Regions from separate parts of the Homo sapiens genome. Here region 1 is linked to region 2. Evidence: chromatin contacts called from ENCODE Hi-C or POLR2A ChIA-PET data. All regions are on one chromosome and are shown on one strand. The core of a region is the stretch at or near the end of the contact, and the rest is flanking DNA. Distances in the headings are between cores, read along the strand shown. Region 1 holds the start of LINC02642 (long intergenic non-protein coding RNA 2642). Region 2 overlaps NET1 (neuroepithelial cell transforming 1).

Evidence for each region. A loop is a pair of places that touch in the nucleus more often than their neighbours do. ChIA-PET counts read pairs that join two places held with the same protein, here RNA polymerase II (POLR2A). Pooled maps may share reads with other maps.
Region 1: a loop to region 2 is called in a pooled map, with 7 times the contacts of the local background. The contact joins the promoter of LINC02642 here to the enhancer-like site in region 2. A Hi-C loop is called at or near these places in 2 of 37 single-sample maps with no recorded cell type and 4 of 50 pooled maps. POLR2A ChIA-PET finds 5 or more read pairs at or near these places in 1 of 52 experiments (activated B cell).

The regions. Positions count from the first base shown.
Region 1 is chr10:7,471,599-7,476,409 of GRCh38, forward strand. It overlaps LINC02642 (long intergenic non-protein coding RNA 2642), which reads right to left and starts at 1,251. Exons shown (of 4, transcript NR_184109.1): 1 at 1,172-1,251. RefSeq lists enhancers at 390-589, 600-699.
Region 2 is chr10:5,441,821-5,446,522 of GRCh38, forward strand. The region is part of intron 3 of NET1 (neuroepithelial cell transforming 1); the gene reads left to right. Among named protein-coding and RNA genes, the nearest start is that of NET1, 32 kb to the left of the region's middle. RefSeq lists an enhancer at 434-603 and a silencer at 4,598-4,702. Within about 2 kb of position 1,736, at least 3 of the 41 ENCODE cell types and tissues checked have a DNase peak (open chromatin) inside an H3K27ac peak, as active enhancers do.

The DNA.
Region 1 (4,811 bases), core at 1-2,500, 2.0 Mb after region 2:
TCTCACTATCCATAAAAATGAACACAAAAGGGATCAAAGACTTAAATGTAGGTGCTAAAACTGTAAAACTGCGAGAAAAACACAAAAACATAAGTCTCCATGACCTGAAGGGTTAGGCAATAGTTTCTTTTTCCCCAGAAAGTCTGGCTGACCTTAAAAGAGCCTGCTTCACACAGCATTAAAGATCTGTTTCACACCTGATGCATTACTCTTGCAATAGGCAGGGCTGTCTATGCTATCCTTGTAACATAACTCTTGCTGTGGCTGAAATGAACACACTTAGGCGGTGTACACACACACATACACACATACAGCATGGTCGCAGCCACTCATAAAGCCTGGATCAGTCTCTTCAAATCCTACATGGGCTTCAGCCTAGATAGTCACTGGGAACAGCAACCTCTCAGGGTTAAGCCAGGAACACTACAGTCATGCTGATCCTGAAACTGTTTCAAATATAGCCTGGAGTATTTAATACCTTTATAAACGGAAATGAAACTGGGTTAAAATAACGACCCAAACCAGATGGCGCAAATGTTCTGTTCTCTTCAGAAACTGAAAGAGGAACAAAAAAGAGACTCCTTCCCAAGGGAGCAGGTGCAGCTGCTGGGGAGCATCGGGGCTTTTCCTGAGCGCTGCAGACACCTACAGCCTGGGACCACGTGCTGCTCAGAATGCTCATTCTCTGATTTGTAAGCAATTAATATGGCTGTGACAGCAGCAATCCGGACACAGCAATGCAGAATTCTCAACACAATTCTACTTCCTAGCTCTAGTATTTGCTGAAATGTGCAACAACATGTTCTATAAATCAACTAAAATTTGTTGAGTGTTTACTGTGAGCCAGACACTGTTGTACCAGTATTACTGCAGTAACTCATTTAATCCTTACAACAATCTTACGAGATGGATTCATTTTTCCAAAAATGTACATTGAAACCTAAGCAAGTTAAGTAATATGCCCAATTCATAGAGCTTCTCACCAGAGTTTGGATTCAGGTCATCTGACTCCATAAGCCAGGTGTTTAGCCCTTACTCTCTTTTGCCAAACTGCTAGAATTATAAAAAAAACTGCAAAATGAAATCATTCATTCCTTGGTGTATTTGTTTTCTATTGTCACATTACCAGAAATTTAGCGGCTTTTAAAATAACACAAATTTATTTACTTACAATTTTGAAGATCAGAGTTTGGGGCTAAAATCAAACTGTTGGCAGAGCTTCATTCCTTCTTGAGGCTCTAAAGGAGAAGCTATTTCTTTACCTTTTGCAGCTTCTAAAGGCCGCCTACGTTCGTTAGCTGGTAGCCCCCTCCTCCATCCTCAGAGCTCGTCACTACAGCCTCTGATTTTGCCTCTGCATCTCCTTTCTCACCCTGACTGTCCTGCCAGTCTCTTATCAGGACCCTTGTGATTACACTGGGTCCCACTGAATAATCTGGGATAACCTCCCCATATCAAGTTCCTTAACTCAATCACATCTGCAAAGTCCCTTTGCCATCTAAGGTAACAGATTCACAGGTTCCAGGCCCTGGGATATGGACATCTTTTGGGGATGGTCATTATTCTAACACAAATAAGGAACTAATAAGCCCACCCATGTATCTGCATCATATGTTTCTTAAAAAGAAAAAGAAAAGAAAGAAGAATAAAACACAAGTCTGCAAGTTCATAAAGCACTTAGAAACTATCGGTGGTCAATATGGGGGTCACGTGGAATTGTCCACAATGTCTACTTCTTGGTAGGTTTGTACAAAATCAACAACTGTGAAAAGTTTCACATTAAATTCAAAATCAATAGCAGAGAGAGTTGAGAAAATCCCAAATATGTGGAATTAAACAATACATTCCTAATAACCAATGAATCAAAGAAAAAAAATCACAAGGGAAATTTGAAAATACTTACAGATGAAGGAAAATGAAAATACAACATACAAAAACATATGGAATGCCACAAAAGCTGCTCATAGCAGCAGCATTATTCATTATAGACAAAAAAAGTGGAATAATTCAAATGGCCATTAAATGATGAATGGATAAACAAAATGTGGTATATTCAAACAATGGAGTATTATTCAGCCATTAAAAAGGAATGAAGTGTTGAGACATGTTATGACATGAATGAACCTTGAAAACACCCTGCTCAGGGAAAGGAGCCAGGCACAAAAAGCCACATATTATGATTCCATTTATATGCAATGTCCAGAATAGGCAAATCCATAGAGACAGAAGGTAGGTTAGCAGTTGCCAGGGGCTGGGGGGAGGGAGGAATGGGGAGGACCTTGGTGCCTCACCAGAGCACACACCAGCTAACCTGTGATGGCCATGTGGCATGAATGAGAAACAGACATTTGCTGTTTTATTTAATTTTTTAATTTTTTTTGGGGGAGGGGGACAGAGTTTTACTCTTGTCACCCAGGCTGGAGTGCAATGGCGTGATCTCGGCTCACTGCAAACTCTGCCTCCTGGGTTCAGGTGATTCTCCTGCCTCAGCCTCCCGAGTAGCTGGGACTACAGGAATCTGGCACCACACCCAGCTAATTTTTTTTTATTTTTATTTTTAGTAGAGATGGGGTTTCACCATGTTGGTCAGGCTGGTCTTGAACTCCTGACCTCAGGTGATCTGCCCACCTCGGCCTCCCAAAGTGCTGGGATTACAGGCATGAGCCACCGCGCCCAGCCCATTTGCTGTTTTAAACCAGTGAGATCTGGGGCCTTGTTTATTATCATGGAATTCTAGTCCGTCCTGATTAACAGAGGGTAATGGATAACCCGAGGGCATTTTTCCAATATCCCAAAGGGATGGATAATTAATTACGCCCCCCCCCCCTTCTATTTGGAAATTTCACTGCAAGTTCTTCTAAGTACTCTTAGGACAGGCAACAGCTGAGTGGTCCCGATGAGCCCAGGACATCTCTGATTATTTGAATGGACTTCTCTTTCCCCTCCAGGTGCAGCTGGCTGTAGCAGAATGTGGTTTGAGAGTCCCAGCAGCGCCCTGAGGCCTCTGCCTGCTGAGTTCCTCCCATGAGTCTTCAGTCTCCAAGAACTGAGCTCTACTCTCACGGGCCCCAGCCTCACTCACAGGGACCCTCCAGTCACCTTTTTTATTTTCTATTTTTATTTATTTTTTTGAGGTGGAGTCTCGCGCTGTCACCTAGGCTGGAGTGCAGTGGCGTGATCTCAGCTCACTGCAACCTCTGCCTCCTGGGTTCAAGTGATTCTCGTGTCTCAACCTCCCCAGTAGGTAGGATTGAAGGCGTGCGCCACCACGCCCGGCTAATTTTTGTATTTTTAGTAGAGATGGAGTTTCGTCATGTTGGCCAGGCTGGTCTCGAACTCCTGACCTCAGGCAGTCACCTCCTTTAGATGATGGCCTTTCTTTGGGGGTTTCTCTGTTGTCCCCACCTCTGCCACTGTCCCTGTATTCTACCCTGCCTCCCTAATCTACCCACCCTGGACTAGACTGAAAGACCTGGACCTGGATTGAATGTGGAACATCTCTTACCGGACTTGGTTGTAGGAATATGACCATGCATTCATTGCAGATGCAAGTTAAAGAAGAATATTTTAAATATTGTTGGCTTAAGCCAGGCGGCAAAATATTCAAACATAAAATCTCAGATGCAGCCAAATCAGAACAGCGTGTTCTGGTGACGCGTTTCGGCAAACGCAATCATTCACGGGCTCCTCTGAGCCTAATTAAGCAAAAGCCCAGCTGGGGGCTACAGGAAAAACAACTGTGGATTCTACCTTCATTGCAACAGGTTACAACTGCTGATTTATGCCTCTCGGCAGGAACAACTGGCCCTGGGCCAGGGAGATCACGGAGGCAGCCAAGGAGCCCATGGGTTGCCCCCCTATCCCGGTCCACCCCACGGTGAGGACAGTGCCCTCAGTCACCAAATGCTCAGGATTTACATGAAGTGGGGTAGTCAGAAACTGCAGAGAGTCCATGGAAAGATAGGGGTCACCTCTTGGGGACAGCCAGGACCAGCCCTGCACTGAGTCAACACTTCTGCTGTTCTGCCCCTGAGCCTTTGCTCCCCCATCTCTCGCCGGTCGTTTCCTGCCAAGCGTCTGGTGCCTTCCTGCTGATCCCAGCTGTTTCTTCCCAGGGGCGTCCTAGCAACCATTCAGCCCTTGCATCCTTTCCTTTGAAAGGCCACCAGTCTCCCTCCTTCCCTCGAGCAGGAGGACCGCAGAGCGCACCCTGACGGAAGCGTTCACACTCAAGTGTTTATGGTTGCGTGTCTTCTTGCACAGGGATGTCTGCGTTTCCAATACCGGCTTCTGGACAGGACTCACTCCGAGAAATAAATGTGTAATGGATATTTCTTTTCTAGAACAAATGGGGTGGAAGTGGGAGTTTTGGCATCTCTTGAAATTTCATTTCGAGGTAAAATTTCATTTTGAGGTAAAATTATGAGAATTTCATTTCATTGTAAGGCCGTTCTTGCTGGCCAACTGAAATGTGTGTTGGAAGAAATGCAAGGGGCTCTTACGAAGCAGATGTTCAGGGCAGCACAGACGCTCATAGGCTCAAGAGCAGACAGACAGGGAAGGAGCTAAAAAGGGAAAGCTTTTTCTCAGATAGCACAGCTAGTTCCTAAGACTAAGGGTCATGCCCCAGCTGCTGCAGCATTTTCCCAAGTTCTCTGTTTCTTCTAAAATCACACATTTTCTCAGTGCTTTTTGGCTTACTACCTTTAATAGGCATATAAACGTTTTAAAAACTCATATCAGTATTGATAGCTTTCCTATAGATTAAACGTATTCTTAAACTCCCACTGCCCACATCCACCAAATAGAAA
Region 2 (4,702 bases), core at 486-2,985:
GTTATTACTAGATATTTTGGAACTATGGTTTTTCAAAAGTTCCACTTTTCAATTAATACTTCCTTTTTAGTAAGATTTAAAATTTTATTTTTAACTAACCTATTTTTAGTGAGATACAGAGTATATGCTTGTAATCTTGAATTCTAGAGTTTTAAAATGGAATGTAGTTTTCTTATATTTAGAAAAAGTTCTTAAAATATTTCTTGTGAATTGTGGAATCTTTTTCATATACTTGTATCATTTTAAAATATATGTTTAATTTAGTAATATAAGACATGAAGGCTGTACAAAGACTGAAAATACAGATTTTACTGGTCATATTTTTCCACAAATTAAGAGATTGTTTATGTAGTCATCTATGTAATGTCGTTACAAATATAATTACAAAGTTGAAAAACAGGTTGACAATTGCATTTCACAATATCTCGTGTAGAGGGCAGCAGAGAGCTTAGATTTTGTTTTCTCTTTGCCTGTAGTATGGCTTCCCTAGTCTAATTTCCAATTGCTTGTTATTGTTCCAGGTAAAAGTAGATAATAATGCCTAGACCAAAAAAAGTAATGATTATTCCTAAGCTCTAATTTATTTCTAAATTCCAAGCAGTTTTTCACTTGAAAGGGGAGAACAAGTAACCTAACACTCCTTTTCTATACATAAGAGAAACATCTTTCTCTTTACCTTTACATAACTCAGTTACGTTTATAAATTCTAGATGTTCTATAGAAAGAAAAGACGCTAACCAATCTGTGCCTCAGTTACGCCGTTTGTAGAAAGTTATACAAATAGTTGCTGTTGGCCAGGCAGGGTGGCTCATACCTGTAATTCCAGCACTTTGGGAGGCCAAGGCAGGCAGATCACTTGAGACCAGGAATTCGAGACCAGCCTGGCCAACATGGTAAAACCCCATCTCTACTAACATTACAAAAATTAGCCAGGCGTGATGGCACACTCGGGAGGCTGAGGCATGAGAATCACTTGAATCCAGGAGGCAGAGGTTGCAGTGAGCTGAGATTGTGCCATGGCACTCCAGCCTGGACAACAGAGCAAGACCCTGTCTTTAAAAAAAAAAAAAAAGAAAGAAAGAAAAAAACTCTTCTAAACTTACACAACTGGAACTATTTTATTATCTTTTTACCTACCCCATGTCTTGTTATAAAAAGGCTATAAGGCAGCTAATCTCTCAACCGTTTTTATGGTTTCCTCCTCTATAAAAGTATTGGCAATTTAGTGAATACTGCTAGCCTGGGACTCAGGAGACTTTGGTTTTAAACTTAGGTCTACTGTTAACTTAGGTCACTAACATATACTGAGCACCTAGTGTGTCTCAGAACATGTGCTAAAGGTTTTATATGGGTTATCTTCATCTGGACAGTGTCACAACAGCTGAGCAGAACAGAGTCATCAGGTCTGTTAAGCCACTGATTAACAAGGTACCTTTGGACAAGTTTCTTAAACTTGGTCAGTCCTAGTTTCCTCCTTCTCTAAAATTGAGATAATAAGTACTTCATAGAGTTGATTAAGATAACATGTATAAAGCTCTAGCACAAAGTAATTGAGATAATAAGTACTTCATAGAGTTGATTAAATAACATATAGAACTCTAGCACAAAGTAAGACCTTAAATTTTTCTTCTATTTTTCACCACCACCCATTAAGTTTCCTTATGAGAAAACTGAAGAGGATGGGTGAATGATCTCAGAGGGCCTGTTTAGTCCTCTGGTTTTATGCAGCATTGTGACAAGACTCAAGATTCTTGAGTCCAGTTGAACTTCCGCATGTTCATCATTCCTTTTTTAGATGCTGTCTACATTTAGACCCCAAACCTGCACATTCAAAATGAAACTAAGATTTTAGTGTTGGTGAGCTGGGGCTTTTGTGAACATGGCTGTCATCAGTATACCCTATTTGTTTTCTATTTCTGTATTTACATATAAAGACTTCTACCTTTACCTCTTGGGTCCCCAGCTGAAGGAGAGAATGAAAGATACCCCTTCTCATTATCTTGGCTCATTTCTGTTGGAACTAAGTGGAAAAACAGTTTCAAGAAAGACATCGGGTAAGAATCCCAGGAGAACTCCTAGCTGCTTCTTTCCTAACTCCCACTGCACATAATCCTTTATTCCCTTAGAAACTATGTGGCCGTAAAGTATTGGCCTTACTTACGCCATATTTTAACTGATGAAGCTAACTGAACCAGACTGCTGGGGTCTAGCCTAGGCTGTTCATATTAGCTCTGAGAATGTAGGTAGATCACTGTTCTTAAAATTAAGAGTAAAATTAGGAGTCCACAATCGCTCAGGTGCTTCTACTTTCATGCTATATGGAAATATCTTCTACAGTCATCCACTCTTAAGGCCAACCACATCACACATACTGCCCAGGACAGACTGGACAATAGAGTAGATGATGAAACAGAGCCAATCTCCATTACTTTAAAAAATAAACTCAAAGCAGAAAGATGAATTATTACCACATCTCGTGTATAAAACACACATAGCTACAGAAGGGCAGTGGTGGTCCTTCCTGCAAGAAGTAGCAACTCTCCTGCAAACCTTAGGCAATTACTTTTTATAGATTATTTGTCTTTATAAATAGTCTGCACCCACTATTCTTCTGTATTCACTCTTCAGCCCCTGTAATTTGCCTCTGTCTTTACTCCACTGAAATAGCACACTTGAGATCCTCATTAAACTTGTAATCACTAAATCCGTGGCTTTTTTCATACCCTCCTTAACCTCTTTGCTGTAATTAACATTTTTTTCTTCCCTTGGCTTTTGCTTTGTTTCTTTCCTTCTAACTATTCCTTTTGCAGAATTTTCCTTCCCTTGGCTTTCCTCCAAAGTTAGATCCTTGGACCATGTTCTTTTTGTCCAAATTTTCTCTCCCAGTCATCTCATTCACTCCCATAGCTTCGATTTTTATCTCTGTATCTGACTCTCCAGTCTAAATCTAGCCTCCAGCCTCTTTCAGGTTTTTGTCCAACATTTCCAACTACCAGCAGAATATTTTCATTTGCATGTTCTTCCACCGCCTCACACTCAGTATATCTAAAATGTAACTTAGAATTTTCTTTCAAAGCTTGTTCCTTCTTATTTCTTGATTTGCACTAACAGTTACCCCTCCTATTTAAAGAATTGTAGGCGTCTGTGACTTCTTGCTTATATCCTTTTCCTTCTTCCCTACTGGTCCTACTTTAGGCAAAGTTCTTGTTGCCCGACTGTGATTTTTGCATGATGTTTTCAGTCATCTTTCAACCATCTTAAACACCAGTCACATATATCTTATTACAACATAGCTCTCATTATCTCTCTCACCTATTGAGTACATCCATCTGTTCCATCTTTACGCACAGCCCGTGATCTCAGTGTGGGCTCACTCCCTTGTCCTCCTTGAAATTTTCTCTTGTTCAAATCTATGAAAAATATTACATTCAAGGCCGCACAGACATAACATCTTAAACCTCTTCCTGGCATTGTTCCCAGCCGTGTCTTAGCTTAGAAAACTACCTGAAGTGGTTTCTCTTCCAGAACTCCTGTAGCACTTATTAGCTACACACCTTAGTTTTGAATTTGCAAAAGCTATCTTCTGTTATCTCTTCATGTGGCCTACCTTTACACAATGGTCTCTTTAGCAGATATGAAGCCTATTTTTTTTTATTACCCAAGTATCTAGAATAGTGACTTTTATATAATAGATTTATCTGATTCTATAAATCCTCAGACTAGAAATATTTTTCCAACATACTACCATCATATTATAGTAGTTTATAGTGTAAAATTTTACCATTCCAAATAGAATAACGAATTTTGTGTTTAAAAGGAAATCTGCTTCACAGCAGGCCTGCCAAGCCAACAAAAGTAGTGTTGTTCCATAGAGGAAAAGACTTAGGCTAGAAATTTGGAGACTGTCACTGGTCACTGTCATTATTGTCACTTCACCTCTGTTAGCCTCATTTCTTCACCTGTAAAATGCAAGACTTTTTAAGCAGTCTTTTGACCCTGTTCGAGCTATATCAAGATCAGTTAATTCAGTCTAGAGAAGGACCCTGTTATATTATACACTTATATATAATATATACACAATTACATACTATGTATACAATATAGAGAACAGAAATCACCTTTGTTATAAAATATCTAGTACACAGATAATCAAGTTTTTAAAAAGATCCAGAAAAAATATCTACCTCTAAGAAATACTGAATTTTGAAATCTGAAGTAGCCCAGTTTACCCGTAACCTCATGGGAGATTTTCTTCTGGAAGAGAGGTAACAGAAGTGCACCTGCTGTATTTACCCTGCTAGTCTTAAGAAAAAGTGGGAACTATTTAAAGACTTAGATAATCTATTTTATAATTGTGAATATGCTTGCACTTCTGTAAAATAAAAGCAGGTTTCCTGGAAAATTAGGCTTTTCTTCATTATATATGTTGATTCAGCCCTATCGAATAAGAATTTCTATTTCCTTATTTGAGTTGTCAAGTTGTCCATACTGAACTTATTCCCATGCAATAGGGTTTTATGGGAAAAGTCTGCCTGTCTGTGACTAAGCACCAGAGTAGATAACGTAACAATTTGTTTTACTTCGGGAATGCATTTTAAATCAGGAAGAGAAGTTTCTGTCCTACTTGAACCCAGCTTCACTCTCCTCCTGGGCGAAAGCTGAGAGGCCTAGGTGTGCCCAGCTCTCAGTTAACTGAAGTCAC